4 separate regions of the Mus musculus genome follow, and regions 1, 2 and 3 are each linked to region 4. A link is a loop called in an ENCODE intact Hi-C map of the cell type or tissue named here. Cell type or tissue: heart. All regions are shown on one strand. Region 1 holds the start of Abraxas2 (BRISC complex subunit). Region 2 overlaps Abraxas2 (BRISC complex subunit). Region 3 holds the start of Zranb1 (zinc finger, RAN-binding domain containing 1). Region 4 holds the start of 4932437C15Rik (a long non-coding RNA gene).

Region 1 (8,000 bases), 150 kb before region 4:
AAGGATCTCAGAGGCCCCTAGCAAGCTGCCTTCCAACAAGAACTTGTTTCCAGGACTACGTTTCTGTTGACTTCGAAGACAGAAGCCCAGTAACAAGTCCCTTGAGGCAAACGGCAACACATGTTGCCCTCCCAGTTTGAGCAGTTCGTCTGCTCCTATACATGGTGTTCCAAGATCTTCTGGCAGTAAAGAATAAAGTAAAGGGCAGATGGAAATCCATGTACATAGTGATTAAAGAACTCAAGAAAGAGCGTAAGTAACCTTATTACAGAGCACTAAAACCACCGGATACCACAGCCAATTAGTGCTGCCCTGGGCAAGTAGCTGTTTTGATCTTTTCTAGACTCTAGATGCTACAGAAAGAAAGCCTGAGTGTGACAGACTGGGTCTTTAAAAGTTTTAGGTTTTAATTAAGAAGCATCCATGAAAGATAAGCCCATCTTCAGCCTCATGTCTTGCCAACAGTTAAGATGTTTTTGCTGTGTGTGATGAAAGCTATAAACAGTTGTCGGTATGGAGCCCTGGGGGAGGTGGGGGGACCCAACATGGTTTATACCAAGTTTCTTCTCTGGCTCCAGGAAGGATTATTCTGGCTGCTTAGTGCTGAGGACTGTGGGGCACCACCTCTGATCACCCAGGGAAACGGGATTCTTGGCTGGGAGAGAGGTTCCACTGGGTAAGCTGCCTAGCACCAGAGAGAAGCAGAACTATAGGAGGGACACAGCCCCTCCCACTGAGCACCACTTGTGTGAGGCCACAGGCAGACTTGTAGAACTTGAGGTTGCCAGCGTCGGTTCTGTTTTGATTTGTTTTGTTGTTTTCTCTGTGCACAGTGCCCACTGGTAGCTCCTCTGGAACCATGCTTCCCAGAATCCTTAAGCACTTCCCATTTGACATTCCGTGGTCATAGGGCAGAGCTTTCCCTTTTCTGACCATGCAACACTCAGGACCAGAGAACACACTTCTAGAACAAGCTCCCTTCTCTGCCCCCATCTCTTCCTTTTGCTTTGATGTGAGCTTTTGAAAGGGGACACTGGGCAGTTGTTTCTTGAGTTAGAACACCCCCCCCCCCCGCCCCGCACGCCATGTTTTAAAGCATCACTGTGGGCAAGTTCTTGAATTTCCCCAGGTCAGTTTGTGAAGCCTCTATTATAACAAGCATAATAGTGGCACCTGTCACACAAGACACTCTGAGAATACATATGAGATTAGTCCAGCCAAATACAACCTGTCTGACACATGAGAAATAGTCAGTAAATCTAAGTTCTGGTTCTGCAACTATAAAATGGGGCTTAAAAAGATGCCGCTTCAAAGAGATGTCAGGAACTGCAAGTGAGCATACTGTATGTTTAGAGAGCTTAGAAAGGGCATGGCATATAGTCAGGGTTCAGAAAATGTCAGCTCTTATCTTTACTACAGGTTGGGCATCTTTGCTTTAGTTGGCTTTCCTTGTGCTGTGATAAAATACTGACCAAAAGCATCTCATCGAGAATAGGGTCTATTTGGCATACAGATTGTACAGCTCATCACTGAGGAAAAACAAGGCAGGAACTCAAGCAGAGTCCACAGAGGAACACTCACTGCATTGCTCCCCACGCCTTGCTCCTATAGTAGCAGCAGCAGCAGCAGCAGCAGTAGTAGTTACAATACACAATAAGCATATAATAAAATTTTTAAAGAAAGAGTCTGTCTAGATGGTGGTAGCCCATGCCTTTAATCCTAGCTCTACAGAGTGAGTTTCAGGGCAGCCAGGACTACACAGAGAAACTTTGTCTCAAAAAAATGAGACACACACACACACACACACACACAGACACACAGATACACACACACACACACACAGAGAGAGAGAGAGAGAGAGAGAGAGAGAGAGAGAGAAGGATGGGTGTCTGGAGGCATGGGGAGGGGGCTGAGTTTTGTTTCATTGAATTTAAGGTATAAAGGGAAATTCAGGCAGCTAGAAGCAAAAATTGGAGTTGGGGCTAGAGGTTAAATAGCCCCAACCCACGTGCCCAAGGATGGCACTGCCCAGAGTGAGTTGAACCCTCACACTTCAGCTAGAAATCAAGAAAATGTCCCACAATCATATTCAGAGGCCAATCTGGTGAAGGCAGTTTCTCAGTTGTGATTCCTTTTCCCCAGCTAAGTCCAGGTTTGTGTTGAGTTGACAAAAAAACAACTGGCCAAATCAGCAACCCAAAAATTTAAACTCCAAATCACTCCAAACTCTGAAGTATTTCAGGTTTTAAGTATACCAGGTAAAGGCCCCCTAGCACAACTGTTCTTAGCCTTCCTATTGCTGCAACCCTGTAGTACAATTCCCCGGGTTGTGGTGACCTCAAACACAAAACTCTTTCCTTAGCACTTCATAACTATAATTTTGCTACTGTTATGCTCGCCCCCATGCCTTTGGGCCCTTTTGTTTTGTTTTGTTTTGTTTTTCTTTTGGTTTCAAGACAGGGTTTCTCTGTGTAGCACTGGCTGCCCTGGAACTCACTCTGTAGACCAGGCTGGCCTCAAAATGAGTGATCTGTTTGCCTCTGCTTCCCGAGTGCTGGGATTAAAGGCATGGGCCACCATTGCCTGGTAAGACCCTCTCTTTTAAAGATATGATTACATGCTTGTTGTGTATGGAAGCATCACACACATACACACACACACACACACACACACACACACACACACACACATACACACACACCTTCATTGTGAGTATAGAGATCAGAGGACAACCCTCAAGAGTTAGTTCCTTTCTTTCACCATGCGGGGTCCAGGGAACAAACTTTGTACTAGGCTAGTGGTGCCTGCCTCTGCCTCTCAAATACTAAGATTAAAGGCACACACCACCAACCCAGCATATCTTCATATCTCTATAGCAACCTGCTGATAGAATAAAACCATCTTCCTTTGAACTCTACATTTTCCCACACAACATTTACTCAACAGTTACAAAATAGGCAGTATCTCCATGCCTGGCATTAATTCCATAGGACAAAAAAAAAATTGCAACTGCAAGCAACTAAAACATGAATCCTTCATGAATTTTAGAATAGGCTAGCAGAGAAAAAATAATAAACAGGGAAATAGAATTAAAAGTACAGACAATGCTAGATGGTGGTAAGAGTTTGTCTTGGTGAGCTTTGTCAACTTGACACATCCTACAATTATCTGGGAAGAGACCCCCAGTTGAGAAACTGTCTATATCAGATTGGCTTGGTGGGCTGTAATTTTCTTACTGTTATCTGACATGCACAATATTTGACATTTGGGGTCACAACCCATATGGTGAAAACCTATGGGCACAATTGTGGGAGACCCTCTTGATTGTGTCAGAAACAATGATTCTCACTTCATAATAAGAGTACTGAGCCGGGAGTGGTGGCGCCCACCTTTAATCCCAGCACTTGGGAGGCAGAGGCAGGCGGATTTCTGAGTTCGAGGCCAGCCTGGTCTACAAAGTGAGTTCCAGGACAGCCAAGGCTACACAGAGAAATCCTGTCTCGGGGGAAAAAAAAAAAAAGAGTACTGGTAACTCAGAGTAGAGAAAATGAAGCAGTTTATTTTGCAACCTGGAAAATTTCTGTGTCAGCCTATGATAGCAAGCCTACTGAATGCAGAACACTGTCTACAAACCCTAAGGAATGACCCTTTCTTATTTTTTTTAATAATTAAAAGGATATAGTCCTAACAACCAAAACCATGTCTGGATCTATCTCCATGTTTCACATCTTGCATATTTTAAAGCATATCAAACCAATGAATGATCTTGTAGAAAAGTTTGGATGTTTGAGATTTTTTTATACTCTAAACTTTCAGTTTGGGGGGAGTAGCTTATTAACATTTGGGGGAGGGGTACTTAGCTAGACTATCAAGCATTAGCAAGGGCCTTCTGTTTTCTGTTCACTGTTAGCTGGACCTAAGCTGGCTAGAGACACCTTTGAAAAGTGAGCCATCGGATTTTATTTCCAGCAATTGCTAATTGATGTAGGAAGGCCCAGCTCTTTGTGGGTGGCACTTAGGCAGGTGGTCTTAAACTGGATAAGAAAACTAACTGAGCTGGAAAATTAGGTTCTCTCTCACAGGGAATAGTTCCAGGAGATGTGAACTGGGAGCTGTCAATGGAAAACTTCCCCAGCAGCCAGGCTAAATCAATCAGTCCTGCAAGAAGAGGTCTGGGTGGCCTTTCAAAGCACCCAGGGCAGGCATAAAACAGTGAGCTATATAGTTGTCCAAGAGACCAGCATCTCAGGCAGAGGAAAGGGACATATGTAAAGGCACTATGACCTGATGAACTTTCAGTGCTTCCAGAAAGCAAAAAGGCTACTGTTGTAGCTGTAGCCAAGTCTATCAGGGTAGCAGAAGCAGGAATGCAGGGGGAGGGCATGTCGGCGTAGGATTTGGAGGCTGGCCAGGTATAATTGACACCTTATATCTAAACATTACCATGATCATTTCACTGACTGTGTTGAGGATATATTTGCAGGTCAACAGCCTCACTTCATTACCTCGACATTTTGGACTGGTTAATTCTGTTATGAGGCCTTTCCTGAGTTTACCTCCTTCCCCTGGGGTTGGCATTGGAAAATATCTCCTAGCAATGTCAAGCATCCCTTAAGGGCAAAATTGCCACCAACTGGGACTCTGAGAAGTTGTCATAACCAGGAGAGAGAAAATGGTGTTTTGGGTCAGGGTGGCAGATGTGCTGGTAGTGAATCGTAGGACTCAGTATTTTTTTGAAGATCGTTTTAGCTGATCTGATGTAGGGAACAAGAGAAAAGAAGTTGTTAAGGCTAGCTGCAAAGGTTTTTTTTTTTTTTTTAAGATTTATTTATTTATTATATGCAAGTACACTGTAGCTGTCTTCAGACACTCCAGAAGAGGGCGCTAGGTCTCGTTATGGATGGTTGTGAGCCACCATGTGGTTTCGGGGATTTGAACTCAGGACCTTCAGAAGAGCAGTCAGTGCTCTTAACCTCTGAGCCATCTCTCCAGCCCCAGCTGCAAAGGTTTTGATTTGAGTAATTGTCATAAACAGTTTTATTTGCTGAACTTGGAAAAGAAGTGAGAAGTAGCTCTGTAGGGAAATCAGGAGCCCAGCTAGGAATACTGAAGTCTTAGCAAGCTGCAGAAGAAATAGTTCCCTTTTTTTTTTTCTTTCTAAATTTGATAGTTTATTCATTGCTACTTATTTGTTTTTGTCTTCTATGATTTTTGTCAAACTTGAAGGTTTTTGTTTTTGTTGTTTGTTGAAACAAGTCTATGTAGCATTCATTGGCTGGCCTCCGACATGCAACCCTTCTGCCCTTACACGACTTATATTTGAATTGTTTTTGAGTCCAGAATCCAATCGTTTTACCAGCTCCACTACTTCTGACCATAATTCCCCTGTCACTGCACCAGGTGGGGATTATTGTAAATCTCCTTCCCTTCCATTTCTCCTACGCATTAGTCTCAACCAGGCAGGCAAAGTGGTCTGTTCAAGTTGAAATTACATCATGCTGTTCCCAAGTCAAATCTCAACCTGTTCAATTGCTGGAATCATCTCCGGCCTTCCATCCTTCAACTTCATTTGCAGAAGGGACAAACTGGATTATAACAAGGCTGTACAGACAGGCCGGTGTCTGAGGAACACACAAAACTGAAGGTGCTGGTTCTCTTTGATCTGGAATCCTTTACTTCCCTGTCCTAGCTTCGAGTAGCTTGGAGGACTTCATTTCCCAGGATGCTCAGCGGCGGGGCGTCCGGAAGGCTGTGCACCCTCCGCGGGGCATGATGGGGGAGGTGGAGATTTCCATCATGGCGGCTTCCATTTCGGGCTACACCTTCAGCGCTGTGTGTTTCCACAGCGCCAACAGCAACGCCGACCACGTAGGTGCCGGGCCCCCTGCCGTGGCCGCTGGGGCCTTCGGCTTCCTCCTCAGGCCGGCGCCTGCGGCCAAGCGACGACCGCTGGAGGCTCGGCCTTCAATCCCCGGGACAAACCGATGAGCTGGTGACCCAGGCGGCTCCCGCCCCCTTCCAGCTCCTGCACCCCGCGGGCCCTTCTCTGGCGCTCTCGGCCTCGGGCGGGTCCTGGCACAGCTGTTCTCAGTCCAAAGGACCTAAAGCGCCCGGCCCCGCCAGTGTCAGGAGTCGCCTAGCCAAAACTGGGTGCCTACCCCTCGCTGAGAATCGCGCTTCCAGACTTGAGTGCCTTGGGTCGGGATGGAGTTCAAAGGTCTGGGTTGTAATCTAGGAGAGGATCCAAGTTCTGACCCCCGGCCACACGGGTCGTCGTGTCTGTCACCGTTCATACTTATCAGATGTGGCTGTTTGGATTTTTTTTTTTTTCACCCCAGTGGAAAATGGAGAATGTGAATAGGCTCGTTAGGTGCAGAGTCTTGTTTGCACTTCCTCAAAGTTGCCTGTTTAGTTCCTCAGCGAGTGTTCTAATCCCCGGAACTTGTCTTAAGAGGGAAGTGACAGGCCCACTTATGAGCGATCAGAAATGTACAGGCCATGGAGTCCATAGGACTCTTCGGTGTCTTTATTTTACGAATTGCCTTTCAATGCCGTTGACCTCTGGAAATTATTTGTGAAATAGGTGCTTTTACAGGACATTACTCTCCCACCAATTAGCGGTTTGTGTGTGTGTTGTTGTTATTGGTGAACGATTTAAATTCATTGAATAAGAGATGGGGCTTTTTGTGGTTGTCATTATAAAAACAGTAGTTAGAAGGGAAACTGGATTTGGTTTGATGTCACTGATCTTCGATTCCATTAATAAAGACTGATTCTGAGAGGCGATTCCATGAGTATACTGAGTGGAATGAATTTACTGTTCTTTTCATCTCTGCAGTGTTGATGGCAGAGATTACTGATAGGAATATATTCAGCATTGTTCTGCTTTTTTTCCTAAAGCCAGCTCTGACCTACTAGCCTTCAGTATTGCAGCTAGCTCTTAATACTGTAAGTGGTTGTAAAGTTCCTAGCGTCCATGGACTGCAGTTACGAGTTCAGGGTGCTTATTTATTCTGTTTTAGAGAGTACCTAGGAATGTCATAGTTTGTGTATAAGACAAGATTATTATAAAGATAAGAAACTTGGACAGTATTTCTAGAAACTGCCATAGTTCCGTTTCTTCACTTGTTATTTATTCTTTGTTGTCTTGAGATAGTGTCAAGGCTGGCCCTGAACTCCTGATCACCCCCAATCCTAAGTGTGGGGATTTCAAGGGGAAGCCATTAAACCCAGCTCTAGCTTTCTAGCTATTTAATAGCAATTTCCTTAATATTTATCTCCTACTTGGCATGAGGGAAGAAATTTTATACAAGGCCAATAGTTTGAATTGTGTTTTATATGATTATACATTTTTATATTAACCTTACCACAGTTATGGGTGTGGAATACTTAAAAGTAATGTCAGGCGGGGCGTGGTGGCACACGCCTTTAATCCCAGCATTTGGGAGGCAGAGGCAGGTGGATTTATGAGTTCGAGGCCAGCCTGGTCTACAGAGTGAGTTCCAGGACAGTCAGGGCTACACAGAGAAATCCTGTCTCGAAAAACCAAAAAAAAAAAAAAAAAAAAAAAAAAAGTCAGTTTTAAAGTTGAAGAACCAAGAATTTACTTTTTAAAAGATGTGTTTGTTTGGTCTAGGAAAATTAATCTAAAGCTAAACTTATTCTGTGGAGCTAAAGTTAGCAAACATTTTTGAAAACATTTTTGAGATTATAACTACATCATTTCTTCCTTTTTCTCCCTCCAGACTCCCTTTCCCCCACACACTTATACTCCTTCTTGCTTTCTTTCAAATACATGGTCTCTTTTTTTTTTATTAATCACTATTATATGCTTATATGTATGCATATATATTCCTAAATATAACCTGCTTAGCCTGAAAAATGTTCCTCATCTGTAAGGTTCAGGACTGTGCCTTTGTTTTGGATAACCAATTGGTGTGCTCTTCCCTGGGGAAGACTCTCTCCCACTCTCGACACTCCTTAGATGCCTGGAGTTCTTT
Region 2 (8,000 bases), 120 kb before region 4:
CTCTGCTTGGCAGTGTGGGTGCTGGGACCTGAGCTCAGGCCCTCTGCAAGAGCAGCAAGTGCTTTTGACCTTTGAGCCACCTCTCAAGCTGCTTTCCTTAGGTTTTAAAAAGTACAACAGCCAGATGTGGTTGCACACACCTTTAATCCCAGTACTTGGGAGGCAGAGGTGGGTGGATTGTCATGATTTCCACACCAACAGGGACTTCATAATGAGTTTCAGACCAGCCAGGGTTACATAGAAAGACCCTATCTAAAAATAAAAATAGTTTAAAAAAAAAGGATAAACATAATCGCTGGAAAATATTCTGTTTTTAATTAGTGTTCTTTTTTATTTCCTTTCTGTAATTCTATCGGGATAAGCATTTTAGTACTTAGACATCACCTTTGAGTCACAGCACATGCTACTGTGGTCGAAGTGATGTTCATGGTGATTTTAATAACTTTGACATCTTTTTTCTGTCTTTTAGTACTGACTTTTTTGACAAGGATGGAGTCATGAAGGACATCAGGGCAATTTATCAGGTTTATAATGCACTTCAGGAGAAAGTACAGGTAAGTGGTATTTCCAGCTGGTTCATAGGGCTTAAGTCCTAATTCTGTAAATAAGTAAACAAACAAATGTATCTTGTAACTGACAGATAAATGAGCAGTGAGTGGTTCAAAAGTCAGAATGCGCTTTGCTATAACAACGTCTGTCAGATATCCGTCACAGAATCCTGCCTCCTCGTGTGTTGAGAGGGAGGCACTGCAGTACTTATTAATGCCACTTCTTAGAACATGCAGGACCCCTTTGCAGTCGTGCTTGTTTCTGGAAGTGTACCTTCAAAGGTGAGTTTGAAGAGGGGTGCTGAGAACAGTTGCTCTGTCAGTTATATTCGAAGGGGAGACGGTGTCATAAGCTGACACCCAGTCTAGCCCAGCTTCCATCTAATCAGTTCATTTTGCTCCCAGCCACCACTATGGAGTGGGAGGATTGCAGTGGATCTGTCTCTCCCTAGTCCGTCATGCAACAAATGTCTAAGGTACCACCTCTATCTGCCAGCTACAGGCTGACCGTCCTTCCCTCTGCACTTATATTTGAGAATAAGAAAAGTGGCAAAGTTGGAACTCTCCTTGGCCTGGGAAAGAGCCCAGCAGACAGAGGGAGGGGTGAGGGTAGCGTCTAAAGTGGGGAAGCCACAGCGCATGGTGGCGCTCGCCTTTAATCCCAGCACTCGGGAGGCAGAAGCAGGTGGATCTCTGTTAGATCAAGGCCAGCCTGGTCTACAGAGTGAGTTCCAGGACAGCCAGAGCTACACAGAGAAACCCTGTCTCGGAAAACCAAAGACTATAAGAAGCTAATGGGGAAAGCCTTAGTAAAAGGGCAAAGTAGTGCAGTGCAGCCTCCAGGGCTTGTGTTCACTACACACTTGCAAGTGGAGGGAACGCTAGTCACGCTCATTTGTGCCAAACTGCTTTCCTGGAAGTTTCTGATATTTCTGCTATGGGAGGAATGTGCAGCAGAAAACAGCTTTTTGCTCTGAATTCATGACCATGACCTTTCAGACCGTTTATACTAGCCAAACAACTTCTAAATGGTGTCACACATTACCTTGCTGATTAAAAAAGCCAGCTCTCATAGTGGTTATTGGTAGCTAAATTACATACATTCAAACCTCAACTTTGAAACTTACTTTCTTTTCCAGATTTCCCTTATTATAATTATTTTCAATTAAATAAATCTACCTTATCTGCAAGAACAGTCCTGCTCTCAACCACTGGGCCATCTCTCCAGCCCCTAATGATAATTTTTAAAAAATAATGACTAAAACTGATTCTTTGTTGTATTGATTAATATATTATAGCTTCGTGCACACACCCTTAAAAACATTCAAGCTAGAGAAGTGGCCCAGTGGCTAGAGAATGCTTGCTGTTCAAGCATGAGGACTAGAGTTCAGATCCCAGTGTCCACGTAACAGACTGGGCATAGTCCTGTGCACTGAGCTGGCAGAGACAGGCAGTAGCTTCCAGTCTAGCTTTCAGCTTCCAATCTAGCCCAAAACCTCATGAATGCCATGTTTCTCAAAGGAGAAAAGAAGGGAGTGACAGAGGGGGACACCCTGATGCTTTTCTCTCATCTGTGTGCGCACCCCGACACACAGACAGTTTTTAACATTTTTAAATTGTGAGCGATTCTTGAGACTAGACACTCAAGGTTGACTTCTGGCCTCCACATGCATATGTACCTGTATGCCCACATAAATGTTGCATATGAACATACAGAAGAAAAGCAATCCTGATCAGGTATGGCAGCATACACTATAATCCTGGCACTTAAGAGGCTTTGGAGACAGATCTCCAGTTGGAGGCCAGCCTGGACTACACAGGCAGTCTTGTCTCATAAAGGGAAGTGGGGGAACACAGCTCTGCTTTCGTGAGCACTCAAGATTGCTCTACCTTATCTCTCTGCATTTAACTTTGATGACTTCAGTGTTTGGTAACCTTGGAGGCCAGAAGGTGTGGATCTCTTGGAACTGGAGTTAGAGGTGCTTGTGAGCCTGCTGGAAATTGTACCTGGGTTCTCTGAAAAAAGCAGCTAATGCTCTTAATTTAAGTGCTGAGCCATCTCTCCAGTCCCATTTTTCCATTGTAATGAAGCTGAATCTGTAGATTACCTCCTGCCTGGGTTTGAAGCTAATCTTCTTTCTTGTGTTTTTCCCCCTCAGGCAGTATGTGCAGATGTAGAAAAGAGTGAGCGAGTTGTTGAATCTTGTCAGGCAGAAGTGAACAAATTGAGAAGACAAATCACTCAGAAGAAAAATGAAAAGGAACAAGAAAGAAGTAAGCACCTGGAGCGCGGTCTCCCATTCAGTATGAGAGACTGGCTCTGTTCACTGTGGGGGGACTGTGCCTGAGCACAGGGTTCACTGTGGGGAGACTGTGCCTGAGCACAGGGTTCACTGTGGGGGGACTGTGCCTGAGCACAGGGTTCACTGTGGGGGGACTGTGCCTGAGCACAGGGTTCACTGTGGGGGGACTGTGCCTGAGCACAGGGTTCACTGTGGGGAGACTGTGCCTGAGCACAGGGTTCACTGTGGGGGGACTGTGCCTGAGCACAGGGTTCACTGTGGGGGGACTGTGCCTGAGCACAGGGTTCACTGTGGGGGGACTGTGCCTGAGCACAGGGTTCCCAGGCTAAGCACGTGCTCCACCACTAACCTGCACTCCACCCCTTCTTGCATTAGTCTATTGTATCGCCTCTTTACTTTATATTTATCCTATACGTTGTCTCATTTTGTACCCTTGCTGAGCTTGGAACTTACTCTGTAGCCCAGGCTGGCCTCTAACTTGAGATCTGACCCTCAAAGTCTCCTAAGTCCTAGGATTTCAGGTGTGTGCTGCCGTGCCTGATCAGGATTGCATTTTCCATGAGATCCACGTGACTCCACTGCTGGGGGGCAGGGGGTGGAATTCAAATCACATGCTTACCGTGCCCAGCTTGACTTTTTGTTTTGTTTTTGTTTCGTTTTTGTTCATTCATTTATCTGTTTGTATGTATGTGTGTGTGTGTGTGTGTATGTATGTATGTATGTACGTATGTATTTATTATGAGCACCAGTGTGAGGTTAGTTTGCAGGAGTTGGTTTTCTTCTTCCACTGTGTAGGCTCCAGGGATTGAACAAGGTTGTCAGTCGGGTCCTCAGTCTGCTGTGCCATCTCACTCGTCCTGCTTTGTATGTTCATAAGTTGCCAGGCAGGCCTCAAACTTGTGATTCTCCTGCCTCAGCCTCCAAAGTACATAGAATTTCTGTTTGTTTTTAGAGACATGGGCTCTCTGTGTAGCCCTGGCTTTCCTGGAACTCTACTCTGTAGATCAGGGTGGCCTCAAACTCACAGAGATCCACCTGCCTCTGCTGGAATGAAAGGCATATGCCACCATGTCTATCTAGCTCAGGGTAGCTAGAATTACAGGTCACATTACCCCGCTAAACTGTTCATTACTTTATCAAATTATCCATTAAATGACATGAGACCATTTTTGAAAACCTGCCTTAATCCCCATAATTGTAAGGAAGGGTCTTGTATATCCTAGAACTTTCTCTGTAGCTGAAGATGACCCATGTTAGGCAAGCTTACACTGAGCCATATTGTCAAGAATCCTACACTGAGAAACCACCAGGTTTACATGAAGGAGAGAGGGCATCCATTCCCTTGTCTTTAAGCATTTCCTAGTGAGAAATGCTGGTTTTATGCTATTCCTCTAGTTTCTAAAACTGAACCAAGAGGACCACAGAGAAAAGCTGAAGCAGGTAGAAGTCAGAACAGATCTAAGAAATCTGGCCAGGTTTTTGTGTGTATTGACAATATCATCTGTTTCTAGCAACCAAATTCTTGGGGGCTGGAGAGGTAGAGCTTGCTGTTCCTGCAGAGGACTAAGTTTGCTTTCCAGCACCCGTGTAGGGAAACTCACAACTATATGTAAATCTAGTTCCAGAGGACACAGTGCCCTCTTCTGGCCTCATTGAGCACTTTTATGCAAATGGTAGGCACAGACACAAATACACATTAAAAAGAAAGCAGTATGGCATCTGCTAGGATACTGTAAGGAGCAGTCCCTGTTCGTGTGACTTGTAAAGGTATTCAGAAGGATTTTTAGTGTCAGCTGCTGGGCAGAAGAGCAGGACCTGGAGGTTCAAGCCTGTGTGGTGCATTGTGGGGCTGTACTTCTAATCAGAGTGCCTGGACTTTCAACTCTGGCTTCTTTTTTGCGGTTTTTGTTTTTTGAGACAACGGCCTCACTGTGTAACTGGTTAGTCTGATACTTGAGATGCAAAGAAATTAATGTAGAGAAAACATTTGTAAAATATTAGCAGTGATGAGTTCACAGCATTGCTGCTCCTTTCCAGATCATTCCAGTTGACCATTTAACAAGTGGAGCTAAAAAGCTATGAAGGTACAGAACTTGTTAAGACATTCTTCCTGTTTCTGTGCAGGATTGCAGCAGGCCCTGTTAAGCAGACAGATGCCATCCGAAAGTCTGGAGCCAGCGTTCAGCCCTCGGATGTCCTATTCTGGGTTTTCAGCTGAAGGGAGAAGTACTCTGGCAGAAACGGAGCCCTCTGATCCTCCGCCCCCTTACTCTGATTTCCACCCAAACAATCAAGAAAGTACTCTGAGCCATTCTCGCATGGAAAGGAGTGTCTTCATGCCCCGTCCTCAGGCTGTGGGCTCTTCCAGCTATGCTTCCACCAGTGGCGGACTGAAGTTCACTGGAAGTGGAGCAGATCTTCTTCCTTCCCAGAGTGCAGCTGGAGACAGTGGGGAGGAGTCAGATGACAGTGATTATGAAAATTTGATTGATCCTGCAGAGTCCCCTCATAGCGAATACTCACATTCAAAGAATTCACGGCCCTCGACACATCCTGACGAGGACCCCAGGAACACTCAGACCTCCCAGATTTAAGTAAACAAATGACACTCTCCACTTGGCACTACTTTTCTTAATGGCTTATTGAGTGTTGTTGAGGACTTAATCTGTGGGGAGACCTGCTTTCTCAGATGCCGCGGCTCCTGAGTGGAGCATCCTGTGCACAGAACTCCCAGAATCCTCTGTCCGCTGGTCCTCACCTCTGGGTACAGTGCACAGGTTCACAACAAAATCATTACGATAATCAAATTGTCCTAATTCTGGTGCGATTCATGGATGTACTAGTGAATTTAGGCAGAGTGACCCCTCAGTGTAGTCTGTTCTTAAGATAAATCAGATCAGAGACTGAGCACAATTAGTCTATAAATAGTCTGTACGTCAGAAACTTACCTCTGCACTATCATGCCTTGAAACTTGCTTTTTCAAAGGGAAACGAATTTAGCAGCAGCCTTCAAAGAACTTTCTATGATGAGCCAAATTCATCTTTGCCAGAAAAGAAATTTTGTTAATTCCAAGAAGCCTAATTGGAACAAGTCAGACATTCCTTCTCTCATCTGCATGGTTTTGTAAGATGAGAAGAGAGGGCTTTGTTTCAACTTTTTTCTACTAGCCTGATACGTATTGTCACTTAAAATGGTTGCCTTTTTAAAATGTAGGAATACTAATCCCCAGCGAGTACTCATCTGGATCAGGCCCTTGTCTTTTGGTGCACGCCAGCGATGCTGCGCTGCATGCAGTCATGGAGGGAGGCCACACACCAGCAGATGGCAGAAGGGAGAAGCCAGGCCTGAGTCTGTAGTGAACAGATCCCAGACACAGTGGATTTAACTAAGTTCCTATGGAAAGGATGTAATGTACTTAGGTGTGGCGGATCCTGGGCTAGAGTTGTGGAGGAAAGACGTTTTTGAGAAAATATCCAGGAATCTTGGTGACTACAGAGCTACTTCAAGTATGAATAACCATACTTCTTTTTTCCCCTAAAGTTGCCATTTAGGGGATAATTGCAAATGTGCGGAGACCATTGGGATGCACTTACGCTTTTATTTAATTACTGCTTGTTTTCTAGTTTTGCCCAGAATGTGTGAAACCACTAAAAACCATTTTTGAGTATGTTGGGCTGCTGGATTGGAAGTGGCAAGACCTACCATATATGGCAATCAATCAGCCCATGATGCTTGGCGCTGAACTGCCTTCCTTGGACTAGTTAAAACGCGTAAGGATGAGGATACCGTTAAAAGGTTTCAAAGGAGTCATCTCGTTTGATAGTGATAGTTACTCAGGAGCTCCAGTGCGCAGTCTCAGACAGTGGATACAGTCTTAGAGACGAGATGCTGACCGTCCTGCTTTGATTGTGCCCCAGGGTCTGCATTGTAACTGCTATCCTGGTTTTCTGGGCTCACACCACTTCCGTTTGATTTGAATGTCGAGGGTCACTTTATCTGCAGTGCGTTCCAGCTTTTATCAGCTACCTGCTAGCAGCTTCAGCACGGTATGAAGTCCAGTCTGTTAAAGTGCCATCGCCATCTCTTCTGTTCAGATTTTGACATTCAGGAAAATATTCTTATTTTTATGCCATACTGAAATATACAGTGTATATCTGACAAAGCAGTTAAATGTGACAATAAAAACTTATTTAATCATGATACGATATTTTAGTGTCTGTCTTAGCACCAGCAAGTTATTGCCTCAGTAGGTGTTGCCTATTGGGTAGGGTTTTTTTCTAATACTTGTGTGTGAGTGTGTGTGTGTGTGAATGTCGGTGTGTGAGTGTGTGTGAGTGTGAATGTCGGTGTGTGAGTGTGAGTGTGTGTGTGTGAGTGTGAATGTCAGTGTATGTGTGTGAGTGTGTGTGTGTGTGTGTGTGTGTGTGAATGTCGGTGTGTTCATGTGAGTGTGTGTGAGTGAGTGTGAATGTCAGTGTATGTGTGTGAGTGTGTTGTGTGTGCAGGTACTAAAGCCCAGAGGAGGACATCAGGTCCCCTAGAGCTGTATTTACAGGTGATTGGTGGCCTTCAATACAGAAACTAGGAACTAAAGTGATTTTTTTGTAAGAGCAGCAAGCGCTCCTAACCATTGACCCACCTCTCCAGCCATGCTAGGTAGGTTTTAAAGGGCATTAAAACGTGTCCTCGGTCTCCATAGGGACCTGTCTGTGTGGTTCAAGAGGGATCTAAAAATACACCTTACCAGAATGCTGATGTTGATTTCAAGAATGGTGTGGTGAGAACCAAGCTATCCGGAGAAGTACCGGTAGTGGATAAAGCTGAAGCCGGGAGGCCTCTGATGGCACCACCCAGAAGAGGCACTCTGGTTTGAAGTGACTGTTCCACTCAGGTCACTCAATAACTGGGAAGCAGAACTTGGTGCTTTGAGAGTGTCTCAGGACATGTAGGCTCTCAGAACAGGGCCAGCAGATGAGCCCTGAACTCAGCAGAGCTGTGGCAGTAGAGTGGTGTGGAAAACAATTCAATGTTGAGATTGGTGTTTCTGGAGTAGGGTCAAAACATAATATTGGCAACCTCATCCCTAGTCAGGATGTATATCTTTAAATGCCAAGCAGTAGGGCAGGTGACACTAGTTACTTTAACAAA
Region 3 (8,000 bases), 74 kb before region 4:
GACTTGGAGATAGAAGATTCTGATCTGTATCTTGGTATGGAGATCTTGAGGCATAGTGGCTATTGATTCCAGAAGATTAAATCTCCGACTTCAAGGTCATCTGGGATTAAAGGTGTGGTGGAACACATCTTTAATCTGGGCTACACCTTTCATCTGGGATTAAGGGTGTGGTAGAACACACCTTTAATCTGGGCTACACCTTCTGCTGGAGACAATATAAGGACATTGGAAGAAGGGAGTCTTGCTCTTGCTCCTTTGCCTGCTTGCTGCGTGAGACTGAGTAACTGCTAGATCCTTGGTCTTCTATTCACAACTGCCACTGAACTATTGTTGGGAATTGGGCTGCCGACTGTAAGTCATCAATAAATTCTTTTACTATATAGAGACTATCCATAAGTTCTGTGGCTCTAGAGAACCCTGACTAATACATCTACCTTTGCATATGCTATACTAGCTGGCCCATGAACAGGGGAATCGCCTGTTCATCTCTTCCTCCTATCTTGTCTGAAAAGTACTGGGATTACAGATGTGAGACAGAACACCCATCGGTAAATAGGTTCTGGGGATGTGAACCCAGGCTGAAAAGCTTTGTGTGGCCAGTGCTTTTACTGCCCACTGAGCCACGCCTCCAGCCCCAGATGAGCTACATTATGTCTGATGCTTCACAAGTAGATTTTGTCTGCTCACAGGAGATTTTGTTTTCCATGCAGTTTGTGGCTGGCATCCAGGAAGGCCACAGGAAAGTACTAGTTTCCCAAAAAGCAGTGTCCTTTGTTATAGGTGCCAACATGCAACAAAAGACTGCTCTGAATTTGACTTCCCTCCACCTTCTCTCCTTTGTTTGCAAAAGTGCTCAGATATACTGAAAACAAAACCTTTCCCAGGCCTCATCCTTCACTGTGGCTGTTCCTCTATTTCCTGCCTTCCTCTCCTGGTCAAAGCGCCTGGACTGGTAGTCTGTAATCACTGCTTCAAAACCCATGCACGGTTTCAGCTTTTGAAACTTGGCATCCGTCCCCATCATCCTACTGAGAACTGTTCTCTATAAGGTCAGTGAAGCTGTTTGTCAAATACACTGACCTTTTCTTTGTTCTGAGTTTCAAAATCTGCATACTCCAATACTATTTGGGAATAATGTACTTGAGGCTCACTACACCTGCACCTTTAAGAATGTTGCACATTTTGCAATGTCCACCTTTCTTTTTCTGTTGGGAGTTTTCTGGAAATTCCACAGTAACTACTCTATAGACCGACACCTCTGCTGTTCATGTCCAGGGTCAGCCTAGTTCCTTGCTCTTAACAAGGCCCTGCTGCACTCTTCTAAATCCTGGATCTGTACACAACTGACCTCACCTTATCTAGTTCTGTCCAGGAGTTCCAATGGTCTTCATAGCACAGTCATGCAGTACTCTGACTTTTGATTCTTTTTGTTGCCCCAGATTCAGGTACTGGCAAACCATAAATGGAAAGGTTCTAAACAAAGGCTTCCTCTAGTGAGTCTCATCACTCACTGCATTCCACTTCTGCCCCTCCTTCCCACTCCTGCTGGATATCTAGGTTTTAGCTCTGTGTCTCTCAATTGTTTTCTGTCCCCATTTCTATAGCTATGTATCACAGACATTCCAGGAAGGTAGTTCTCATATGGCACCTTATCATGCAAAACCCTTTTTGTGACTATTAAAAATATATATTTTAAGTTGGGCATGGTGGTGCATGCCTTTAATCCTAGCACCTGGGAGGCAAAGGCAGGCAGCCTCCTGTGAGTTAAGAGGTCAGCCTGGCCTAAATAGCAAATTCTAGGTCAGTCAGTGATACCCAGAGAGTCAGAATCTCAGTCTCTCTCCCTCCACACACACACACACACACACACACACACACACACACAATTTCTAAGTATGTGTATATGTGTGTGGGCATGTGCATGAGTGCAGGTACTCCTGGAATCCAGAAGGCATAGGATCCTCTGGAGCTGCCTAACATGGGTGCTGGGAACTGGAGTCCAGTCCTCCTGGAGCCACTTCTCCAATCCTTGCTTTCCACTATTATAGAACTAAACAGAAGCCCTAAAATGGCAAACCGGAAAACATGATGGGATTGTATTTTCCACAGGTAGCTCAGGAAACACCTAACAGAAAAGGTAGAACATATGATAACTGCCCCTATACATGACCATGGTGGTTCTAAGAAACATACTAAAAACTTACAGTTGGTGCCTTCAAGTACTTCATTCTTTAAATGTGTGTGCCTGGAAGTGAGCAGCCCACTGGATTTGGTTTTTTTCTTCCACCATGTGACTCTCAGGAACCAAACTTAGGTCATCATGTTTGTGGCATGTTTACCACCAGGGAGAACTCTCAGGCCTCTAAATTAGTTTCTTAACTATGACCAAGTCAGTTGTTCTATTAGTTAGCATGTTAAAATCACTTAATATTTCTAGGTATCGGTGTCCCCATGTGCAGACTTTGGGGGTAGGACTCCATCAGTAGTTTTCAAACCCGGCTGCACTTCAGAGTAGCTGAAGGGTGTTTAAGACTTATCTATGCTCAGATTCTCCTCTTAGGTGGAGCCCATGTTTAAAAAGCCATACTAGTGACTCTAATGTGTTGCCATTGTTGAAAACTAATACATTCTTTTCTTTCTTTTTGTATATGTTCCTATGTGTGTATACAGGCCTGGGGACAAAAGGGCAAATGATACCTTGGGTATGTATCATCCTTCAGGAACATCCACTTTTGTGTTTTAAGGCAGGATCTCTCACTTGTCTGGAGCTAGACTTAACTGGCTGGCTATGGAGCTCAGGGGTTCTCCTGTCTTCTCCTTTGGCACTGTCATTATAAGCATGAACCTGGCTTTCTTACATGGATTCAGGGGACTGAACTCAAAGCACTTTATATACTGATCCATCACCTCAGGTCTGAGAACTACTAGATGCCTCTCAAGAGTCTTTTTGTCTTCAATGCAGTTTTTTTTTTCCTTTGTTCTCCTTTTCAATTATAAGTTGATTTTCACTTTAATTTACTTAGCAATCCCATTTTGTCATTGTGGTTATTTTGACTTAGCCTCTTTCCGTGCTATCATTTTTACCACTAAGATGGTCTTCCTTATCTTTGTGTTTATTTCTTGGTGCAGATTTTTTTTTTACAAGACATTTATTAAATCAAATTTAAAAGCTTCCTCTGAGTCCTATCCCTTTTCTGACTAAAATAAACTACAACTTGGACATCTTACCGTGTGATTGGTGTTTATTTGGAGGCAGCATGCTGTAAAGCTTTGATTCAGGAAGAGGAAGTGCTTAAACAAAGTGTTTCCAAAGGGTCAACTGAACTACTGTTTTTATATAATAGCGTGGGATCCTACCTACAAATGAATTAATTATATCCTTGAGAACGTGTTGTTTTGTGTTGTTGTTTCCATTTAAACTTAATTTATGGATAAGTTCTCAGACCAGGTGGGGGTTGCTGAAGGCCTCTACTCCATAGCAATGGCTATGGAGAGGAAGCACCCCACTGGTTGTGAAAGATGTTGGTGAGGGGAAGTTATACAAAGTACTGTTCTTTTGATGGCCATGGTACAGCTGTCTTATACCATTTTATGCAAATAACTCAAGACACCAAAGACAGCTTCACAAAGTGAATTCCCACTCAAGTTTGGGAAACATCAAACTTCAAGTAACACGGTCATCCTTTTGGATCTGAGGTATCCAAACAATTACTAAATGCCCTCCCAGATTGCTGTTAATGTTCCTTCAAGATACTAATTAATTATTTTTATTTTTAATTATGTGTTTGTGCAAGTGAGTGTGGGTGTTGGTAGAGGCCACAAGAGGGCACTGAACCCCCTGGAGCTGGAGTTACAGGTGACTGTCTTCCACTGAAGTGGCTGCTGGGAGCAGAACTTTGCTTCTCCGAAGTAAGTGCTCTTACACGCTGGCCGTTTCTCCAGACCCCCCATATTACTATCTTTTTAAAAATTACATTTATTTATTTTGTGTGTAGCCCAGAGAACAACTGTGGGAGTTAGTCGTCTTCTTCCACTCTGTAGGTACTGGGGATGGAACTCAGGCTGTCAGGCTTGGCAACTTTACCCAGTGAACTATTTCTACGGCCTTTAACACATTACTTTTAAAGCAGTTTACATTTTGAAAAAGTTTGAAGTAGGGCTAGGTGAAGCTAAGAGTAGTGGTGGCGTAAGTCCAGCACTCCGGAGGTTTAAGAGTTCGGGATCAGTCTCAGCTATTTAGAGGGGTTAGAAATAAATCGGGCTACAAGAGAACCTCGTCTGAAAACAAAATAAAATGCCAAGTAAGCAAGGCTTGTAATCTCAGCGCTCTTGGGGAGGCTGAGGCAGGAATATCGTTTAAGAGTTCCAGGCCAGCCTGAGCCCCAGAATGACAGCCTGGGTCAAATTATTGAAATTTTAAAAACTGTTTTAAACCGCCGAAGGAACGGCCAAGCGGTCTCCCAGTTAGCAAACAGATGCGTGACTCACGCTTGATTCAAAGCGCTGGCGACTCTGCAGCAAAGAGCGGCCGGCGGCCAGGGGAAGAAGGCTCCCACCTCCCAAGTGCATCCTGCACTTAGACTTGAAGACACTCACCCGGGAGGACGCGTCGCGGGACCGCGCGCGCCGTAGCCTCACAATCAGGACGCACGCTGCTGACGTCACGGCCGCGGCCCGCTCCTGCGCCGGGAAAGAGGCGGTCGCCTATTGGCTGCGCCTCCTGAGGCCTCGGGACCAATCACAGGACGGTGAGCAGCGAGGTCCAGTTCCTGACGTTGTGCGGCCGCCGCGGGGTTTATTTAGCTCTAGGGTCCTGACCGCCGCCATTCGGAGTCCTCTGCGCCCGAGGCTGTCCCCAGACCGCTCCGCCCCTGTCCCCGAGCCTCGGCCCCCGCCTCCGCGCAGCCTCTCCGCCCCTCGGGCCGCTGGGAGCCGCGCGCGGGCCCGCGGAGAACATGTCCTGACTGAGGCGGGAGGGCGGAGGCGGCAGCAGCGGGGTGGGCGGCGGCGCCGAGGGAGGCGGAGAGGGGCCGGGCTCGGCTCGTCGCCGCTGGCCGTGCGGGAGTCGCCGCCGCCGCCGCGGCCGCCGGGCGCCGCGCGTCAGACGGGGAGGAGGAGGATCCGCGGCCGCCAGGTAACCGGGCCTGGGTTGGGGGCGCCGCGCCGCAGGCCCCTCGCGGGTCGACCGCGGCCTGACGGGGCGTCGCGGGGAGCAGGCTGCCGAGCCTCCGGGCGGCAGCGTTGCGGGATAGCGCATCGCAGGCCCGGGGTTGTCCGCGGCCGCGCGTCCATCTTGGGCTTCCCAGCGCGGGGACAACCCGGAGGATGAGGGAGAGTGGCCGCCCGGCTTGTTTACCGACCTCAGTTGGCCGCCTTCGTCAGCGGCTGGCGCTGCCCTTCTGCCCGCCTCATTCCGGCAACTGGGATCCCTCCCGAGTCCGAGTGTGTGGGTCTTATTCCCACCTCTTAGTAGGCCATAAACACCCGGATTTGTCGCTCTAAGTTGGTGCTGGTCCCCAAACTTGTGTTTTGGTCCCTTGTCCACTTTCTCTCCCCTCATACGTTGGCCTCCGGTTGCCTAAAGCAAATCAGGGTGAAAGTTGATGTCTGGTGGCCATGGGCAGCTGGAACTCCGCTCCCGGTAACGATCGCTCTGTGCACCTACCTTGTGGGTTTTCTTGTTTTGTTTTGGTTTTCTGCTCTAATTTGGCTGGTCATTGCACAGACAAAAGAGCTGTAATACTTGCTGTTAGCGCCGGGGAGAGGCAGTTTACGTTAAGCAAGAAGTTTGAACCCGCCCATTATCTTGGAGACGCTGGTTTTGAAACCACCTTGCTTAGAATTTTGTATCTCAACCCCTCGATTTCCCCTTTCGGTTACCCACTAAGTCAATTTTTATAAGTTCTTTCCACTGCTTGCAATGTTTGGTCTCTGTATAGTTGACCTGTGATGGTGTTAATAAACGTGATGTACAAATACTTGGAAGTGTTATATAATGAGTGGCTCCTGTACCCCGCAGTCTCTTTCAGTCGACTCCCTACCAACTTTTGCTACATGCATGGTACCTCTGTTGATCAAAAATGGGTGACTTGGCTTATATAGAGAAAACAGGGGAGACCCGAGGATCTTTGTGACAGAGGCCATTAGAAAGTCCACTGAACTATGCTTGGGAAAAGTAAAGCTGGATCCTGTTAAATATTATTTTAATTAAATGAGGTATTTCGAAAGTATATTTGGAAGCCACTCTCTTGATTTGGAGGCTCTTAAAATAGTCTCATTAAATTTTTGTAACTTTTTCATTGGGGGGGGGTTGTGAGAGGTTAAAAGGTAGGGCAGTAATGAGACGTTTTACTTTTTTGGGGGGAGGATGTTATTTGAACGCCATGGGAGGTTTTTTCTGGTTGCTGTTTTAACAACCTTTTGTTAGTGCCGTTGAGCCTTGGGGCATCCATTTATTTACTCTTGAGGTTGTATGAAGAACTTACAACTCATGGTAATATATTTCAAACTAATGGCCTTGATCCATAACTATGTACTAATACGGATTGTGGCATATCACTTTTAAGGTCTGAGGATTAAACCAGGCAAGGTGGTGAATGGTGAATGCTTTTAACCCTAGCACTCAGGTAGCAGAGGCAGGTGGGTCTCTTGAGTTCTAGGCCATACTGGTCTACATAGTGAGTTCCATGACAGGGTTACACTGAGAAAACCTTCCCCCCCCCAACCATAAACAAACAAACAATTAAAGTAAGTCTGAGTATGAACATTAATTCAGATGTACATTGTTTGAGGTAAATTGATTTATGTGTAATTGATTCAGTGAGAGCCATTACATGTAGTTTTATTTATATTGCTTTTATAAAATCAGTTAAAACTTAAATGTAGTTGCAAAAGTAGGATGCTAACTTTTTATATAACTTGGTTTGGTTTTATTTGAGCATTGCTTATGGCTTTCCCCTCTTCCCTAGAAATACCTTCTTGTTTGAACATTTTTTTCTTCCAGTTTGTGGTGGTTTATTTGGAATTTTCATGTCCTCATTATACCTTGGGTATATTTTCTGTATTTAAATACACTAGCACCTCTGAGGCGCAGTGGTGGTGCATACCATTATTCTCAGCACTCAGAAGGATCTCTGAGTTCAAGGCCATTGTGGTTTACAGAGTGAGTTCCAGGACAGCCAGGGCTACACAGAGAAAACTTGATTAAAACAAAACAAAACAAAATGAAAATAAAAACAAACAAAAACCCCCCACAGAACCAAAAAACAAAGTACCCAACACATTCACTTCTTACCACAATAAATAAACCTATAAAAATGAAAAAAAAATTCAAACTCCTTTTGGTGTTTAAATTTCTCAGTAGTTTGGTCTCTCTCTCTCTCTCTCTCTCTCTCTCTCTCTCTTCTTTAATCTTCTTTCTTCTTTCCTAAGTGAAGCTCAGTCCAGCTAAATTTTTGTTTCTGTGAAGTCCCTCCTCTCGGCCTTTATTTATTTTACCCTTTCTTACTGTACATCAAGTTAAGTGCTATCTCCTAAGAACCCCTTTGAGAACTTACCCTGGAGGAACCTGTTTGCTCCTCTGTATGAGACTTTCCACCCTTTGTTGTTATTGTTGTTGTTAGTCTATGGTAGTTTAGATTTCTTTCTATGACTTCTGTTTTCCAACTATATTTTTAAGGCTCCGAGATTTGGTGTTGAAATTTTTTTAAGGCTCTGAGAAATGAGTTTGTATCTATGGAGACAGTATAGTTGGCTCTGAAAATATAGTTTGACAAAGTATTTCTGGCTACAGAGGTATTTCAGGATATACAATTTGTATGTTTTCTACTATTGGAGTTTCTGAGATTTTTGATGATTTATGAGAGAAAATATTTGAAACTATGGTCATACCATAAAAATACTTGGTCAGTTTGTTTACATTTGTTAGTACTGTTTTTTACTAATACAAAATATTGACATTTTTCCATTGGTTGTGCTGTATTATTCAAATGAAAATCTCT
Region 4 (8,000 bases):
GACTGGGGACACCCACAGCACAGCACCTGATCGACATGACATCACTGTACCTTTGGGGTCACCTGCCTGTGGGGGAGGGGGTGGGGGAGGGAGGGTTTCCTGACTGTTGTACTTCCCAGCCTCTCCTTGCCTGGAGTCCTCACAGCCTCCTGCTTTGGACCCAGATTTGGGGACACTTCCCTAGGCCAGCTGTTTCCTTGTCAAGGAAGGAGATAAGTATGATGGACTAAACAGGACAGCCTTCAGTTATCCAGATAAAGTCTCATAGCAGCCTAACAGCCACACCATGTACAGGGAGATCTGTGGCCAGGGCTGTTGCCTCTCCCCTTTTGCAGAGGCTCCAAGTTGGGCTGTCTCCTTCCTCCAAGTCTGTTTATCCTCTCAGAGGCTGCCCAACATATGGAAGAACGTGGCTGTCCCTAGGTGAAGTGTCCCCTCAGATCCTATATGGAGCACAGGTTGTTCTAGGAGCCATGTGGCCTTTATGTGACCATTGAGACACTCAAAGCAGGAGCCTTTTGCAAAAGCAAACTCACCTTCAGGCCTCCGCCTCTTTGCTAAGGGGCATTGTCTTGACTAATGATTGATGTGGGGGACCCAGCTCACTGTGGGCAGTATCACCACTTGGACTGGTAGTCCTGGATGAAGGCTTAACCGACCATGGGAGCAAGCCTGTAAGCAGCGCTCTTCTGCTTCAGTTCCTGCCCTGCTTTCGTTCAGCAATGGATTGTGACCTGGCAGTCACAAGCTGGAATAAACCCTCTCCTCCACAAGTGGTGTTTGGTCCACAGCAATAGAAACACGAAGACGACCCTCCTAACTGGACATGCATGGATCCTCTTGTACCTCACAGGCTAGCCACACACTCCTCTGGTACTCTTACCACCAACCACATCATCCCTGTACCATCTCAGGACAGACTAGGGGCCTAGAGCAGAGAGAATGTTTAGAACAAGCTGGGGTTGGAAGGGAATCATGAACCATCACTGACTGAACGGCAGTCAGGTCCTGATGTTGAGGCATTCCTTCTATGCACCCGCCACCTACCTGAGAATCTCTGACCCATAAGTACAGTAAGGTGCCCAAGTGGTCTCAAGTGCTAACATCCTTTTACCCTATATGCCCTCACTGGTCCATGGTTCTTATAACGGACAGCTTAGCCCTATGAAAAAACAAAAGCCCTAAAATGCCCCACCTATCCTTAGTAGGTCAAGGTGAGGTGCTGGAGATGGCTACTGTGCCCAGGTCACAGAGGGGCAAGTGAGGTGGCAGTGATCTCACACAGCTCTACCTGGATTCATCCTGGAGTCAATCAGCCATGGAGCACCATCCGCTCAGCAGATGAGCACTCAGGCTGTGGCACATGAGCCTGAGTGACATCAGCCCTGCCTGCTCTCTACTGAGGGCCAAACTCCAAGACGTGGGTAGAGGGGCTGGCAGCACCAGGACACACAAGTAAGAACCCCCTACACTCACAGTCTGTAAAAAGCTTGGCTTTAAAGGGGCTAACAGGTTGGTTCATTGCACAAAGTCAGAAGTTTAGGCATAGATTTAGGTGTAATTTACCCCACCTCGCCAAGGGGGACAGCACCGGGGACAAGAGCCATCATCCAGTGCATCTGGAGTGGCTGAGAGCCACCAACTAAGATGTCCATCTGCAATATCAGAGCATGTATCTGTTACCCGGGTAACAGACTCCAGGTTGCCTAGTGATCGTTTCCCTTCCTGACTTGGTCTCCTTTTTCTTTGGTGAATCCCATTCTTTGTTCTTTCCCTAGGCTGAGGTGGGTCCGTGGTACATCTTGTTAAGGCTAGAGGTATGAATCCCAGCGGCCAATCTGCTAATAGCAGGGCAAACTAAAGGGGGTGGGGTGGGGTGTGTGTGTGTAGAGACCTATCGGCTGGGAAAGGGTGCTAAACAGGGGTGGCAGGGTAGGTGACAGGAGCCACCTGGCACCAGGTGTGAGGAGAACTGGGAACACGTCATCTGCATATCAGGGAACACAAAATCAAAGGCAGAGGCCCAAACACAGACAGCTACCAGCAGATTTCCCATCTCTTTCAACAATTCTGACAAACTGAACCATTTTTAATATATTAGGTACATCCCACTGTAAACTACATTAGCATGATACGCACGTGGCCCTCAGAGGTGGGGATTAGGTTGACCACTGGCTTGGAGCCATGGCTCATTTCTTCAATACCTAGGGGAATTTGGGGGAAGGAAGCCAAAGGCACGGTGCTTAATGAGGATTCCTTCCAAAATGGAGTTTAGGCTCCCAGGTACAAGACACTGCTCAAGGCCGTCCCACATGTCTAAATTCTAAGACTGGCAAAGACCCGGCAATGCTGCCGCCCTTCTGCCCTTCTCAGCCTTCCCCACTGGGGAGACACCTGACCAGACAAGGTGTTCAATGACTATCCAAAATGGTAATGTGTCCCTCTACATTCCCCAAAGACTTGCTCTGTCCAGCAACAATTAGGCTTGTTACAGGAACTTGGTCAGTGCCCTGCTGCCAACGGCCTACCCAGCATTATATGTGAGGCAGAGAGCTCAGCTAGTCCCCCTGGTGTCAATTACTAGCTGGCTCCAGGATTGCCTCTATACAATACGGGGGCCTTGTTCATCTGCATGGTACCATGGTGCTGCAGTTTGCAGCCAGGCTGCTGCCGGTCCCTGGGTGCTCAGAGTTGAAGCTATCTCAGTAATGTTAACTCAGAGAAAACCAAAGCCAACACTAAGCCAAGATGTTCACATTTGTGCTGGCCACCTCAGTGAAGCCAGGTTCAAGGTTCCAAGGCCTTGTAGATCCCAAGTGACTTCCGGAGAGATGCTGGCTGCTTTCTGGCTACCTAGTCTCCCTGTCATATAGACAGGAGGGAAAAAAAAAAAGGCACTGTACTCCTGTATGACGCTGCATATCCAGAAACACATGCTCTCACCCAACACACAGACAGAGCTACAAGCAGATGTGCCATCAACTCCTTTAAACTAATGGGATATTATGGCTAACCTGCAGTTACAGTAACACAACACACAGACGACCCTTGGTGCTTAAGGAAGGCCATTTCCTGGCTTGGGATCCCATGGCTGTCATGCTTCCGGAAGTATTAGCAGGAAGGGAATGTGGTGATCCTGGCCCACAAGCCTGCCCTGTATTCTGAGGAGCACTTACCATTTTCTTGAATAATACATGTGTAAAGTTGAAGAAGGAAAAGGACCCATGTCTAAAATGTGGTCTGAATCAGTTTCTGTTGCTTGCAGATTAAGAACCTAATGTCCGGGGATGGAGGGGTGGGGCTCAGCAGCTAAGAGCACATGTTCTGGCTTCCTTCCCTGCCCCCACAGATGGTGGTTGACAACCATCTGGAACTTCGGTTCTAGGAGCTGTGGCATCCTCTTGTGGCCTCCACTGGTACTGCCTGCACCTACCCACATGCAGGCAAAAACACCCAGACATAGAAAAGAAATAAGAACCTAGCTGCCTTTGCAAGTCAAGAACTGGAATGCTTTCCTCCCGTTTGGCATAGTCCTTGTGAAGTTGGCCATATCGAGACTTTGGTTCTTGGTCCTTAGTATAGCCGGGAGGTGTTCTTGGAGGGAGTAAGAATTTCTGAGTTATCTCCAGTGGCTGTTATAAAATGTGAGCCTGTGCACCCTGCTTCCCATTCATTACAGCTGCTGTCACCCTCCCCTCCCTCCCCCTCTCTCTCCCTCCTCCCCCCTTTCTCATATATATATATATGGTATTATTTCACAATACAGACCCAACATTGGGACTCAGGTCAGGTCAGGGGCTAGGTACTGACATGTAGCTCAACCTTAAAGCACCCAACACATGACTATGTTGTTGTGCCAACACATTCAAGCATATTGTAGAACGGCTTCCATCCTGCCTATACACAACAGCAAAAGTGTTCTGGGAGCAGTAAAAACAACTGTGGCATTTGCAGGAGGCAGGGACAGACAGGATGTCTTGCTAAGAGTCACCACTTTATGTCACACCATTTCAAAGATTAGAAAACACCACTGTCATCAGAAGCCCCAGCATCCCATAAGAGGGACAGCCACAAGAATGCCCTATGCAAGTTACTTTGCCTAACGCACCTTGTATTTTGATGGTTGAAGGCCTGCTGAAATCTCCCTGCTGAATGCTAGTGACCTTGACCTCTCTTGTAATGAGGAAAGGAGCCTGAAGTTCAATGTTTATCGACCACAGAAACAAAATGAGGCTGGAATGAAGCGGGGGCCACCTGGGGATACCCCAGGAGAAGGAAGCAATGACCACCAGCCCAAGCATAAGCTACCAAATAGGTGCACAGCAGGGCAGTGTGGCCCACTTAGGAGTCCATAATCCCCTCAAACCTGAGGGCTAAGCTGTGACAGATTCTGAGTGTACTATAAAATGCCTACCATGAAGAACCACTGGCTGAGAGGTCACCATTATTTCTAGAATGGCCTACTAGGAAGCAAAATCTAACAAGTAGACCCAGGAAGGGCACGGGCAAGGTGGTCTGGTCTATGGTGGGCCGCAGGAACAGGCAAAGATGGTGCGACTAGCTTACAGCTACTGCAAAAACCCTGAGGAACTTGTAACCAGGCCTTTCCGATCACCCACCAGGTGCCCAGCCGCCTGCAGCTCCAAATACCTGAGCCATGGTCGTGGGCCCTGCAGGCTTCCTGTGCGACTGCCACGAATCCAGCCTGCATGTTTGGGGATGATGCCTTCCAGAGCGAAAGTAGAGTCTTACAATGGTGGGAAACACTGTGTTTCAGTTCAGTAACACGAAACGGAACTTAGACTACCCTGTCGCCCCAGAAAGACCAGCATCTGTTTACTTAACTCACACACAGAACTTGCCACGCACAGAACTCGAGTCAGATATCTCTGCAGCTTGTCCGGGATGCTCACCCAGAGGAAAATGACAGATACTTTCCCTTTCCATGACTGCCTTGTCTAGGTGATTCTGATACTGAGGTTCTATCACCTGCCACTCGCCAGAATCTAATGGGTGCTCCGGAATGAAATGTCTCCTAGTGAGTTCCTTGTCACAAGAAGCCAGTCAGCACGCACCTGCAATGGTCCCCAAGGAACAGTACCAGAAACTGACCACAAATGGCATGTCCAAGTGCCGAGCCAAGGGCGCAAGCTCAGCTGCTGCTTTTGTTAAGATGGGTTGCATGTCCTATTTACCTGGTGGCCTGCCTCACCTGGGTGGTCCTTGGGCATTGGGCTTGTGGGTCCAGTGATCTCTAGGCGTGAGAATATATTAGTTCCTCTATGAGTGAGGCCCCGAGAGATAAATTTCCACTTCCCAGAGTAGCACCCAGGTCCCTGGAGACCCCTCATCTGCCTTTTGGAAGAAACATGAGCCTACTTCACAATCAGCAGACATCTCCAGGGGAGGAACACCCATCTCCTCCTGCAGCCTTGCTCAGAGATCCCATTACAGGCCCTCACATATGAACCTGTGTTGCCTTAGCCTCTTCCACATGCGGCCAGGACACCCTGGCTCAGCTGCAGATGAAATCTCAGGAGACTTGGCCAGAGAGGAATCTTAAGGGAGCTAGGGTTGGGGGTGGGGAGGTGGGGGATGGGGTTGCTGGTAACAAGCTGCCAGAACCCGGCAAGCTTCCTGTTCAAGGCCTGGGATTCTGCAGCATGCCTGGGCATGAACGCCTGGGCACGAGGACGTCAAGCCTGGTCCTGTGGACTCACTTTGTCTTCTCTGCTGCTGTGACCACGTGAGGTCGAGCTGTGGATATCCAGGCTGTATTTCTTCAGGGGTGATTGCTACCCATAGCCTTTAAAAACCAAGGCCTGGCTGTCAAGGTCATGGGTTGGGTGGATGGGACCTGCTGGAAAGATCCTAGAGAGTATGTCCCTCTATGCTGTGGTCATGATGGGAAGGAAAAGGCACTGGGGCTGCAGTTCCTAGGCGCCCCCTGGGATCTCTCACTGGAGTCATGGCTCCCATCCCCATGTGAATTACATTCAGTGCTATGGTAATTAGACTGGCTACAGAGTAGACTTCCCAGCTATGAACCTAGGGACCAGCCTAAAGGTAGAGAGTAGTAAGCCTGGCTCTAGCCAAACAACCAGCCACTTTTCCATAACTGGTTTTCAATATACATTAAAAATAAACAAACAACCAAAAAAACAAACAAACAAAAAAAAAAACCTTTCCATTTTTGAGACAGGGTCTCATTTTGCAGCCCAGGCAAGCTGGAACTTGCTATGAAACAGTAACTCTGTACTGTCTACATGGTCTTAAGCTAAGAAGTCAAGCCAGCCTTATAATCTTGATGTGGATGCAGGTTATAGGAGCATCCCCAGATACTGAAGGGGACTGAAAAGATGGCTCAAGCGGTTAAGAGCACTGGCTGCTCTTCCAGAGGTCCTGGGTTCAATTCTCATCAGCCACATGGCAGCTCACAACTGTCTGTATGTAACTCCTGTTCCAGGGGATCCAACACCCTTACACAGATCTATACATGCAGTCAAATCACCAGATATACATAAATAAAAATGAATAAATTGTTTTTTTTAAAAAAGAGAGGTGCAAGCTGAATTCTTTCAAGGTCATAGAGAGGGGCAACTTGATTTTAGATTCTCGATCAGGCTCAGTGGTGTGAAGGGGACTACCTGGTCCAAGGCACCATTCCTAGCCACTGCAACAGTGACCTAAAGATCAGGCTCAGCCAGGGATTCATCCAAGAAAACGCACTAAGCTAAGAAAGACGGCCAAAACCACCTCCCTCTGTTGCTACCACAGAGCAGACCCTACCCATCAATTAAAAGCATAAGCTGGAGACTCCTCAGTCAAGAACCACACAGGCTGGGGACCTCACCAGGAAGGCTCCCTCCCTCCACGGCGGTCTTAGGCTTTGAGGCCTAAGAGAAAAAAAAGTCATGATAATAACTGTTACCCCAATGTCCTTCTGTAAACTTCCTTTGATTTTACAAGGGCTTGTTGGCTGGTCCCCAGCGTCCGCAGAACCATAGTTGAAGAGTAACGGGTGATTTATTGCTTTTGTCTTACTCCCCAGCTCGACTGGGAGATACCTGGTCACTCTTCACCATGGCCCTGTGACTCAACATATACTGATGGACATACCAGAGAAGACACGCCCTGATAGAAAACACAGGCTCCTGCGAAGCCCCGTCTTTCTTTGCAGGAACAGCCTTGAGGTGCCTCTGGCTGAGCTTTGCAAGCGCTATCCCATGGCCAGATAAGGTTCGATGAAACCCTGAGATGGCAGGGGACTCTTGGGCCTCTGCCCAGGGATGACTCAGGAGGAAAACCCTCCCAACGGAGCCTCAGGCAGAGAAACAAGCTGCGGGGACCACACTGCCCGGCTCTGGGGCCTCCCACGGATGCTCACCAGCAGCCTAGGTGGGACACCCCTTGCACACAGTAAGGGGTCGGAGAGGATGAAGACGAAGGACAGAGCCCAAGGTGAACGCCTGTCAATCAGGGCTCCCAGCATAAATCTGTGGGAAAGTCCCTGTGGCACTTGGGGTGTTTACTGCTCGTCTGTTTCCTCCATTCAATTAGGCCAGAGAAGAGAGCTCCAGGTCCCTCAGATGCAGTCGCTGAGCTCCGGGGAGAAAGAGCAGCCTGGAACATGTGTACCCAGACATCTCTCTCCCCTTTCCTGTCATGAGACTCATTTACCAGATTTGATGAATGGAGCTGTGCACCAGGCCAGCAAAGTAGGAAACCATTCTTGCAAGCTAGTGACCAAATGGCAGACAACCACCCCCTCTGCAGACACTGGTAGAATTGCACGGTAACACAGGAGAACACTGAGGACTGCATGCAGGGACCACCAAACATCTTTCCCTGGTACAGCCTGTGCCCTGTGTGGCCCCAGAGCAAGGCCTGGCTGATTCAGAGGCACGTCCTTCCTGGCCTTAGAAGAAACTTCAAGGTGCAAAATCCCAAGCCCCCGAAGTCACCTAAGCAGCTAGATCCTGATGGCTTTGCTCTGGTCT

What was found. A loop is a pair of places that touch in the nucleus more often than their neighbours do. Peaks named below come from ENCODE experiments on the same cell type or tissue, not always from the same donor. Only the 100,000 strongest peaks of a DNase experiment are listed, where the experiment ranks them.
Region 1: a loop joins it to region 4, with 2.4 times the contacts of the local background. A loop is called at or near these places in 6 of 42 quality-filtered maps.
Region 2: a loop joins it to region 4, with 2.4 times the contacts of the local background. A loop is called at or near these places in 10 of 42 quality-filtered maps.
Region 3: it touches region 4 in a loop (2.2-fold over the local background); 13 of 42 quality-filtered maps call a loop at or near these places.

Annotation. Positions count from the first base shown.
Region 1 is chr7:132,853,466-132,861,465 of GRCm38, forward strand. Abraxas2 (BRISC complex subunit) reads left to right here and starts at 5,760. Exons shown (of 9, transcript NM_198017.3): 1 at 5,760-5,868. The coding sequence starts at 5,770. In heart, a CTCF peak has its summit at 4,896 (motif pointing right); a DNase peak (open chromatin) is centred at 5,746; H3K4me3 peaks cover 1,608 bases; H3K27ac peaks cover 1,151 bases.
Region 2 is chr7:132,878,060-132,886,059 of GRCm38, forward strand. Abraxas2 (BRISC complex subunit) reads left to right here. Exons shown (of 9, transcript NM_198017.3): 7 at 470-554; 8 at 2,708-2,822; 9 at 4,976-7,055. The coding sequence ends at 5,445. The region is part of intron 1 of 1500002F19Rik (a long non-coding RNA gene); the gene reads right to left. Among named protein-coding and RNA genes, the nearest start is that of Gm46003, 15 kb to the right of the region's middle. In heart, CTCF peaks have their summits at 4,505 (motif pointing left) and 6,180 (motif pointing right); no DNase peak of the experiment used is centred here.
Region 3 is chr7:132,926,412-132,934,411 of GRCm38, forward strand. It overlaps Zranb1 (zinc finger, RAN-binding domain containing 1), which reads left to right and starts at 4,765. Exons shown (of 10, transcript NM_207302.3): 1 at 4,765-5,134. It overlaps 1500002F19Rik (a long non-coding RNA gene), which reads right to left and starts at 7,599. Exons shown (of 2, transcript XR_003946678.1): 1 at 4,597-7,599. In heart, a CTCF peak has its summit at 3,817 (motif pointing right); DNase peaks (open chromatin) are centred at 4,740 and 5,360; H3K4me3 peaks cover 3,031 bases; H3K27ac peaks cover 2,111 bases.
Region 4 is chr7:133,000,276-133,008,275 of GRCm38, forward strand. All of the region lies in intron 1 of Ctbp2 (C-terminal binding protein 2), which reads right to left. It overlaps 4932437C15Rik (a long non-coding RNA gene), which reads left to right and starts at 1,113. Exons shown (of 2, transcript XR_378552.2): 1 at 1,113-1,455; 2 at 4,623-5,286. In heart, a CTCF peak has its summit at 3,407 (motif pointing left); DNase peaks (open chromatin) are centred at 2,196, 3,396 and 7,276; H3K27ac peaks cover 546 bases.